2 separate regions of the Homo sapiens genome follow, and region 1 is linked to region 2. A link is a loop called in an ENCODE intact Hi-C map of the cell type or tissue named here. Cell type or tissue: stomach. All regions are shown on one strand. Links, peaks and the distances in the headings refer to the core of each region. The heading gives the core; the rest is flanking DNA.

Region 1 (5,385 bases), core at 307-5,306, 67 kb after region 2:
ATGAAAGTATTAGTCTTCTGTCAGGCTTGTTCTGAAACATGGGTTCTTCATATTCCACTTAATGGAATTATGGCTTCATTAAATATATTTGCTTGTAAAAATATGTTCTTCAATATTTTAACAAAATGTCTCTCAAAATTTTGTTTTGTTTTGAGATGGAGTCTCACTCTGTCGCCCAGGCTGGAGTGCAGTGGCTTGATCTCGGCTCACTGCAACCTCTGCCTCCCGGGTTCAAGCAACTTTCCTGCCTCAGCCTCCCGAGTAGCTGGGATTATAGGCGCCTGCCACCACACCTCTCTAATTTTTGTATTTTTAGTAAAGACAAGGTTTCACCATGTTGACCAGGCTGGTCTCGAACTCCTGACCTCAGGCGATCTGCCCGCCTCAGCCTCCCAAAGTGCTGGGATTACAAGTGTGAGCCATCGCACCCGGCCGTCTCTCAATGTTTTTAACTAGCAGCACATGTGTACCTCAGCTGTGAGTTCTGCAATGTCTCATATCCTATGTACATGTTATTTGCATCTAAAAAATTAACATGACCTTATTATAGAAGATAATTTTACCCAAGGGAGACACACAAGACCTGGCACTAGATTGTCTATGGTATTTCCCCATCATGTAATTACTCAGTGCTTTTTAAAAAGTGTTATGTGCTCTGCAGAAAGATGATCCCACCACAATATATTAGCTCTCTTCTAGACACATATGTAATCACCCAAGGTTCATCTTGCCAACTGCTCAGAAGAGCCAATGCACCAAGGACAGTGGGTTTTTGCAACAGAGTGTTTAATAAATGCAGAGCCAGCTAAGCAAGAGGACAGGAGGTTATTATCACTCAAATCAGCTCCCTGAAAATTTGGACGCTAGGGATTTTTAATGATAGCTTGGCAGGCAGAGGCCTAGGAAATGGGGAATGCTGATTGGTTGGGTCAGGGATGAAATCACGCAGTGGGGGGTCGAAGCTGTCTTCTTGTCCTGAGTCAATTTCTGGGTGGGGCCCACAAGACCAGATGAAGCAATTTATTGGTCTAAGTGGCACCAGCTGGTCCGTCAGAATGCAGGATCTGAAAAATACCTCGAACACCAATCTTAGATTTTACAATAGTGATGTTATCCAGCTGGGAGGTTAGGAATCTTGTGGCCTCTGGCTGCATGACTCCCGAGTCATAATTTCTAATCTTGTGGCTAATTGGTTAGTTTTACAAAGGCAGTCTGATGTACAAACAAGGAAGGAGTTTGTATCCTTTGTTTCTAAATTGAACTATAACTAAATTCTTCCCATAGTTAGCCTACTCCCAGGAATGAACAAGGGCAGCTTAGGGTTAAAAGCAAGAGGAAATCAGTTAGGTCAGATTTCTTTTATTGTCATAATTTTCCTAAATCAGGTTTTTCTCTTTCATAATTTTTGCAAAGGCAGTTTCACACAGACCTGATTAAAAGCTCAGAAACATGGTTTCTAAAAATACAAGGCTAGAACTAGACTTGAATTCTAGGTCTGTCACTCCCTACCTAGTAACTTGACTTCTCTTGCTTTAGGTTTCATCGCCTGCAAAATGGGTTGATGAGGAGATTAAGTAAAATAATGTATGCAAAACTTATATCATGTAATAAATAGATGCTCAGTAAATACCAACACTACCTTACTCAATATCCCGTATATGATAATGGCTTAATAAATAGTCATTCATTTAATTGGAAATACAGTTCCAAAGATGTTTTTACTAGTTCTGCAAATGAGGAATATTATTTCTAGTAGTAGTTATGGTTCAGTCAACAACAGGATATGTTCTGGGCAAAATTTCCAATAAGCCAAATTGGCCCTGGTGCCTTCTTTGCTATTGCATGCTCCTTGTACACAGCTTGGCACTTTTCTCTCTGGCCCCCTCAAAGACGCTCCAGAAATGCTGCCCTGTGTTGTCTCGCATTATAACCTCCAAGAAGCCTTAGAGTCCCCAGAAAGCAATCTGGTTGAAAATCAATTCTTATCTGGCAATGACTGTCTAACCCACCCAGAAATATGTGCATTTTAAAAAGAAGCCCAGGATGATAATTCAAACAAAGAACAAATGGGCAGAATTTCAGGCAGCCATCGAACAGAAGACTTTTTTTGCATGGGAGAGGCATCTGGGGACAAGGACAGGTTAGGACTGGGACCTCCTAAATTATAGCATTTAGGCTGCTCATGGGGCTTTGACTACCCAATGAGCAAAGTGCACTCGTGAGTATGGCTTCCTCTGTGGAAGGAAGGGGTTAATACTCTAGGGACCTTTTCTTCTGGAGACCCATTGGCTGTATGTTTTTCTCCCCCAGCACCACAACTGTATAAGAAATGCCAGTTGAAAGTATGAAAATCAAAGTTTCATCCCACAGAAAAATTTAAATACTGTAACTTCAATAGCATTTTTGTCCTAAAGTGGGAATTTGTGATAAGAGAACATTTTTCTTCAGATAAGAAATTACTGAATTCCAAAAGTAATTTCACTTCCAGAAAAGATAAAAATAATAACTTCCAGAAATGAAGAATTCCTTGCATTATAATCATAAATGCTTATAGATGATTAAAAAGAATAGGATAGGCCCAGAATGGTGAAATCCACAAATAATCCCTGGATTTTACTGTTTGTCATCTTTTTCAACCTATCTTACCTCAAATATTTTTATAAAAAATGTTAATAAGCAAGAAAGTCAACCAGTTTTACAAATCCTAGCACACAATACCCCCCAAATAAATTATGATGGTAGCAACAGTGGTGGAGAAGTTAATGAGGACGGGAAAAGTGTAAATAGGGCAAGGGGTACCTCTATTAACTAAATGACTTCTGAATCGTCATTTACAATTTTGCCTAAAATAAAATCCCTGACCTTGGCTTTGATAGTGCAGGAAATAGTATTTTCACACCAATGCTGTAGGAGTATATATTACCATTTACAAAGCTATCATTTCTTTTTGTTTATCTTGTCTCAAATGATTTTTTTCCTTTCATTTCTTATAGCTCAAAGCAGAGAATGATGGAAACGATGGGAACACTTCCCCCAAAAGTACCAGCAGACCTTGGCTGAGACCTGTCTCTTTAGATGAAGTTAGGTGAGGATATTAGGGGAAACTAGAACCTGTTCTTATCTTCTTGAAATATCACTTGCAGAAAATAAGCATTAACTCCACTGAAGCACAGTGAGAATTTTTCCTCAAAGCCTCTTCACACCCTGCCTTAATTATGGCCTCACTGATGCTCTCTGGGAAAAAGTGTTTTGGAGTAATTAGAACTGCCAACATCAATAGTGCCACCAGAAATGCTGGTGCCAGACCCCCCAGGTGGTTTGCATGTCAAGAATGGCCTCCCAGATAGCTTCTTCTCCTAGAAATGTAAATAAACACAGCTGGTTCTCTTTCACACTTGAGATAAGCCAAGAGCTCTGAGTCCAAATCCTCACCTCCCTGTGGGTGGAGACCACCTCACCTGGCCAGAACAGTCCCAGGCCTCTCCAAGACCATTCCCCCTTGGCTGCTGTTCTCAAAGTTTTGCCCCTGGCTGCTTTACCACTCCTGACTTAATGTAAGGTCAAATCTTACATTCATTCTCATTCATTTTATCAGTGAGTCTTTATTCCTCAGATACCTCCATTCTCTTTTCCTTGTTACATAACCAGTACTTTAGAGAAATACAGAGTAGCTGGGTTGAACATCTTGCCCACAGGGAGTTACTGAAGCTCTAGGAGTGATGAAGTCTTCTTGCTTTTGTTACTCTCGAGGTTGCCTCACCTTTTCCCCCTTTTCACTTTTCCAATGCCTCTTCAACTAGTTTCCATAATAAATGCCCTCTACTGCCTGGCATGGGTTCTGTTTTCCAGACTGGATGCTGACCATTGCAAATAAGCCTCAGCAATGGTTGAGTTCTCCAGGTTTTTGCTGATGTTGAAGAACAAATGATGGGTTCAGGACACACCACACCAAAATATGACTGCGGGAGATCAGAATATGCCACCCTAAAATGTGCCTTTTTGGCATATTGATTATTTTGAGCTGGTTATTCTGAGAAACTGCAGACACAGAATGTCTAAAAAGTTACCCTTTTTAAGAGAAATTTACATCAATAAAGAAAACTTCCATTTGTAATGGTGTTTCCCTCTCTGCACCAGAAAGAAAAAGACAACTAAATCTCGAGACTCAATCAATGGTGAAGGCATAACAAATCTTACTTTTGTTTAACCTGCTTTTCATGGCCATCTCCTCTTAATTTGGCCTTTCCTCCCAGCCTCCTGTAATTTGCCTCCACTCTTGTCCCCCAACCCCAAATCTCTATTCTTTTCTGTAGTTCCAGGTGACACATAAACCTTAATCATCTGACAACTTCTTTAGGTATCATACTTTTGTGGGACTCCCATGCACATAATTAAAATTGTTTTCTTCTGTTAATCCTATGTCAATTTAATTTCTACACCAGCAAGAACCTAGAAAGGTAGAAGGAGGCAATTTTTCCTCCCCTGCAATGGTTTTGCCTGGCCCTCTACAATGTATTCAGGTCTCTTGTGTGTCTTCTAGCTACTGTGATCTGTTTCTATCCACAGAACACCAAACATTGGTGAGGGGAGGAAGGTCTCACACTAACCAATTCTCTAACTCTCAGGATACCAACTAGGTGTCCTACAATTCAATTATGACACTATGTACCTGGAGCTAGCAACAGATTCCATAGGTTAAGGGCCCAGCCCCACGACAAGGCTACCCTCATTTTAGATGCCAATCCGAAGTTCAGACCTCCCATGCTTCTGACCAACTGGCTATAAATCAGGGGTTCCCATTTTGACAAATGGTCATTTTTAGGTGCTCAAAGTTAAAACAGAACCAGGCAGCATGGCAGCGTGAGGGAGCAGTCAGGTACTCCGTGTTCTCAGAAAGATATTGTAAAAGTACCATAGGACCTCCCTTTCTAAAATCAAGCCAAACTAGTTCCTGTTTTTGGTACCAAGATAAACTGTGGCCCAATACACCCCTACTGGCTGTTTGAAAGAAACATCTGACAGACTTCCAGTGTGGGGCTTGGAAGCCAACCAATCAAATATCAGCTGTGTCAACCAATCAGGGCTCAGCTGTATTGACCAATCGGAACTTAGCTGTGCCAACCAATCAGAACTAAGCGTGTTTCAATCCTTCATTCGTATGAACAGACCTAATTGGGAACCTGGGCCGGAATTTTGCTATAAAGCTCAAACACTCTCTTTGCTCTCTGGAAGGTATCTTCCTTTTACTCCAAAGGCTGCTTCTGCCAGTTTGCAAACTATTTGCTGAAAAAAAAGTCTCTTTCCTCCAAATTCCTTTTTCAGAGAACTTTTTTTCACAGCTCCTAGCAAAACTCACAGAACTCAGGAAAACACTGCTTACATTCA
Region 2 (5,385 bases), core at 305-5,304:
ATGAGGCTGAAGGGTGTTTGAGAAAGGGCAGAATGGCCTCATATGCCACTCTGAGGAATTTGTGCTTGATTCTACTGGTCAGGTAAGGATTTCCCAGACTTTGGTATGGAAAACTGTATGGATCAGTTTTTTAAAAGAATTTAATTAAATATTCTTGGTATTGACAACTCATTTTTACTACATTATTTAAATATATACAAACATAAAGCATGTTAAAAAAAACTTCAGATGAATTAAATTTAACAGTGTTTAACTGAGCAATAAGCAATTTGTGAATCAGGCAGCCCTCGGAAGCAGAAGAGGTTCAGAGATCTCGGTCCACAAGGTTGGACAGGCAGCCTTATGGACAGGAAACAGAAGTGAGATACAGAAACAGCTTGATTGGTTACAGCTCAGTGGTTGCTTTATTTGCACATGGTCTGATCAGTTGGTAGCCTGTGATTGGCTGAGACTTTACTCCTAGTTAGGCTTTCAGTTTGTGTGTGTACTAAGTTAGGTTGTAGTTTGTTACCTAGGCACTCAAGGTAGGGAGGCATTCTCAGACCAAATTTAGTTTAACCATGGGGTATAACTTCCCAGTGTGTATACCTTATGCAATTATAAATCCAAAAGAATTATAATGTAAAACCAATTAAATGCAAATTAACAAAATTCATTTAATGCAACGAATATTACTGAAACAAAATGTCTGCTGCCTAGGAATGTGGTACTGACTGTAAGCATGTGGAATATTTTCAGTTCAGGTTGTCTCCGTGACGTGCTGAGCAATGACTCAGTAATGTCACTCCTCCCTAGTCATACTAGCTTGGAACCAACCATTCAAAGAGGCTGTGGTGATGTCACATGGCCAGCACTTCCCTTGTCTATATGTTTGGTTCTGGGGTAATTCTTTTTTTTTCTGTCACCCAGGCTGGAGTGCAGTGGAGCAATCTCAGCTCACTTCAACCTCCATCTCCTGGGTTCAAGCGATTCTTGTGCCTCAGCCTCCCGAGTAGCTGGGACTAGAGACACAAGCCACCATGCTCGGATAATTTTTATATTTTTAATAGAGACAGGTTTCACCATGTTGGCCAGGCTGGTCTCAAACTCCTGACCTCAGGTGATCCACCCACCTTGGCCTCCCAAAGTGCTGGGATTACAGGCATGAGCTACCATGCCCAGCCTGTCTTCAGGGTAATTTTAAATGCAAAGGCAGTTGTAAAGACAAATCAACTGGCAGCATTTAGTTATACAAACAGTCATCCAATGATCTAGAAGATGCATCTATTTAAATTTTAAACTGTCCTTGAAATTAAAGTATTTTTTTTTTAATTTCTGATGATACCTTCAGTCCCAAGAGTACATCACTGAAGCCCTTAGCATGCAGTTTGAGGAAATATTATGTAAGTGCTAGGGTCCTGCAACAGACAGATTTTGGGCAAGGAAGTGACATGATCAGATTTTCATATTAGAGCAATTACACAAGGGGCGGTATGATGGATAGAGTAAAGGAGAGAAAAACTCAGAGTAAGGAGGCCACTTGGGAGACAACTACAATAATTTAGGCAAAGGATGATGAATGATCTAAACAAAGTCAGTGTGAGTGATGAGGCATAAGAGAATAGACTAGAAACGTTGGTAAAAGGCAGAATCTGTAGAACTTAGGGACTGATTAAATGTGGCAGGTGAAGGAGAAGGGGTATTTCAACCTTAGGCAACACTATTAACCCTAGATGGGAATATAAGGAAAGCAAGTTTAATTTCAGATATGGTGACTTGGGGGTGGGGAAGCTGTGAACTATTGGGGTGAGGCCAGTCAAATACAGTGGGCTAGAACTGCAGAGAAAAAGCTTCTATGTGAGGCTAGCGTGCTAGCATGGCTGAGTAGACACCAGCCTACAGAGTGTAATTTCTAGGGCCAAGAAACTCTCATCACCCCTGCCCCCCCACCCCCACCAAATAAAATGTTTCTCCTACCTACAGGTCACTACTACTCCTATCATCTAACTTAATGCTCTGATACTTTTTTTCTTTTGGAGACAGAGTCTCTGTTGCCCAGGTTGGAGTGCAGGGGCACAAAATCATAGCTCACTGCAACCTCAAATTCCTGGACTCAAGTGATTCTCCTACCTCAGCCTCCCGAGTGGCTGGGACTACAGGTGTACACCACTCTGACCGGCTAATTTTTTTGTAAATTTTTGTTTTGCAGAGACGTGGTCTCTCTATATTGACCAGGCTAGTCATGAACTCCTGGCCTCAAGCAATCCTCCCACCTTAGCCTCCTGGAGTGCTGAGGTTTCAGGTGAGAGCCATATCAAAAGAGAGTGACACTTACCCTGGGATTGATGTTCTGGATCCAGAAATGCTCCGGTGGAAACAATGTGGAATTTGCACTCATTCAGATCATAATTTAGATTTCTGCCCTGACACTTACTAGGTATGAAATCCTAGCAAATCATTTATCCTCTCTATCTTGCTTGTAAAATGAGGTTTTAAAACCTTTATCAAAAGCTAGTTAGGAATGTTAAGTAATATAACACATTACAGTATCTAGCACAGTGCTTGCAACATCTTGGCCAACTAATCACGTTCATTCTCAAATATAATGGTTAAGTACATGGAAGAAACCAGACTTCCTGGGTTCAAATCATGTCTCTACAACCTTCTACATGACCTTACGTAAGTAAACTAACCTCTCTGTGTCATAAGGAGATAATGATATTCTGTAATGCATAGAGTTATTGGAGCAATTTGTGAGTCAATGCACATGAAACTCAGAATCGTTTGTCTTGCCCATGGTATGTGCTATCTAAGTGTTAGCTGCTATTGTTGTCATAATTACTCCTTCCTCCCTTCCAATGACTATGCTTCAGATTCTTTCCTGGTCATCGTTTTAATGGAAGGAGAGAAAGATCATGGCATGCTGGGCACCTAAGCCACTGAGTGTGAAACTCCATACGAGAGGGAAAAGGGGGAGTTTGATGGCCCTAAAGGCATTCTTTGACTGCTTCTTAATTTTGTCTAAGACAAATCAGGGTCTGCACTGCCTCAGGGAGGGAAACATAGAGTGACTGAAGTCCAAAGCCTTGTGATAAAATGGAAAGACTGTCATCGGATGTCTGGCCAAGAAGGCAGCTGTCCAGATGCAGGGACTGTGAGTTCTTATGAACTATGACAACACTCACTTTCAATGAACTTTATTTTTCACTTATCAGTGGTTAAATGCCAAAATTACATTGGATTTTGCACCAAACTGGGAAGGGAGGGGGAACAAAAAAACAGCTCAAACTGACTTGCATTTCCCGAGGGCTGAGTCCTGAGAAGTTACAGCTGGGGAAGCCGGATCAGGCGCATGGGCCAGTGAGCAAACACAGATTTTTCTGATATATTAAGCATTATTATGTCAAGTACCTGACCCTAATCAACCAAGGTCATGAACAAACTAGTCCTTTTAACATTTTTATGAAAGAAACTGCTGTGTGCTTTTCTCTCTGGACTCTCTCACTTGGAACACAGATGTGACCCGGCTCTTCCAAGACTTCCCTCACGGAGGCATTAGGCCGATGCCCTGAGCTGAGTTTTTGGTGATTTGCTGCCTCCACTAGGATCGGCGAAGAATATTTTAAAATAAATTTCAATTTGTTTGATCCTGAGAGGATGCAATGACTTTTAGCTCAAAGTGGGACAGAGAGGCCTATTAGAGATGGACACATAATTTTGAGGGGGTAAAAATTTTAGCTCATTAAACTTTTCCCAAATTAAAAAGCACAGAGAGGAGTGGAGTGGAAAGAGCTTCATCTTTGTGGTAAGATAGATTTTAGATCCAATTCCAGGTCTGTCCCCTGCACTGTTTGATTCAGGGCAAGTCACTTAACCCCCTGAGCTCACTGGCGTTAGCTATAAAATAATGACAGCACTACCTACCTCCTAGGCTGCCATAAAACCCATTACGATCTGACCCTGATGGTTTCTCTCCAGCCTCAACTGTAGCCTCTCCCTCCTGAACAGGCCTCCCTTTAAATACCACTTCCTCTAGGAAGTCTTCTTGGATATCACTTCTCCCAGTTAAAGTCTAGGTTGTGTACCCTCCTATGAGCCCAGAGCACCTGTGTGTATCCCATCAATAAACTTAGAAACCATCATGTTGATGTTCCAGATCACCCCTGGACTATAAACTGTTCAAAACAAGATCAGGCTCTTCTAATTGCAGGTGTCTCCAGAGCTTAATGCAAGGCCAGACACACATGAAGCCTTCTATATGCTTTTGTAAAATGAATGAAGACTGGTAAACATTGCTATTCTGTTGCTATTTATATGGTCCTCAGATGAAAGTTACTCCATACGAAGTCTGACATACTAAAGCATTCTCCAGGATGCTTTTCTGAGTTGCCATGCCTGATTCTTGATGTTGTTCTCACCACCAGACTACCCCCTTTATTCTTTATTCTAGACTCCACTTGCCCTTGAAGCTGAGACTACTGGCTTTCCTCACTGCCTACCTAAGACACCTCAGCCAGGATTCCAAACAAAGTTCAATGTCTGCACTCTCCTTGCCCTTGCAGATCTAGCAGGGCCCCCTCAATTCTGTCTCTGCCAAATCCCATTCAATAGGATACACAAAATTCACTCTGACTTGCTGTCTTTGAAAGCATGAAGGACGTGACAGTCTCATTGGTCTTTACTGAAGAAAGATCTAACCCAAGCATCCTCTTCTCCTACTGCCCAGGTATGGGTCAGATTCTTTAAGAATATATTGGGAAGGGGGAGATTTATTTCACATTACTTCTCTGAATTGGAACTTGCTCTGAGCACCCTGTTGTTCTCCTTTCTACTTCCGTAGGCCTCTCCTCCATTGATCACTATCCAGAACTCCCAGACAATCCCCTTAGATGGATACTTCTCCCTTTTCAAGGATTCAGACAAGAGGTTGATGTGGTACTGGCTATACTTCAATCAAGTGCCCAGACCCTTCATTCTCCATAGCATCACCACAGAGGAGCAAAAGGCATGGGTCTCGTCTGAACAACCAGGGTAACTCAAGGAGCCAACACCACATTTTCTTCTTATGGAACTTAAATCTGTACACATCACCTAAAGGAAAATTATCCAAAAAGGTAGACTTTCCTCATGGGGTTTCCATCATGGACACAAGCTTGTTCCTACACAGTGTCTCACATCTCCAAAACAATGTGTTCTTCCCACTCTGCAGAGTGGCAAAAACAAGATTTGATACCCAACTCACTACTCAGACTTGATCTTGACCTTGGAGCCATTCCTTCCCTAGGGGTACATTTCCTTAATTATGCATCATTCAGACTAAGGAAATTCAGAGGAGCTTCATCAGGAAGTCAGCAATGGGGGAACATCTCTATTCCTCAGTGCAGTCCAGCCTTATGGTAGAGGAGT

The links. A loop is a pair of places that touch in the nucleus more often than their neighbours do. Peaks named below come from ENCODE experiments on the same cell type or tissue, not always from the same donor. Only the 100,000 strongest peaks of a DNase experiment are listed, where the experiment ranks them.
Region 1: a loop joins it to region 2, with 2.3 times the contacts of the local background. A loop is called at or near these places in 59 of 110 quality-filtered maps.

Annotation. Positions count from the first base shown.
Region 1 is chr12:67,362,376-67,367,760 of GRCh38, reverse strand. No RefSeq gene overlaps it. Among named protein-coding and RNA genes, the nearest start is that of LINC02420, 77 kb to the left of the region's middle. In stomach, for the core only: no CTCF peak of the experiment used is centred there; no DNase peak of the experiment used is centred there.
Region 2 is chr12:67,428,981-67,434,365 of GRCh38, reverse strand. All of the region lies in intron 3 of LOC105369812 (a long non-coding RNA gene), which reads right to left. Among named protein-coding and RNA genes, the nearest start is that of LINC02420, 11 kb to the left of the region's middle. In stomach, for the core only: no CTCF peak of the experiment used is centred there; a DNase peak (open chromatin) is centred at 3,375.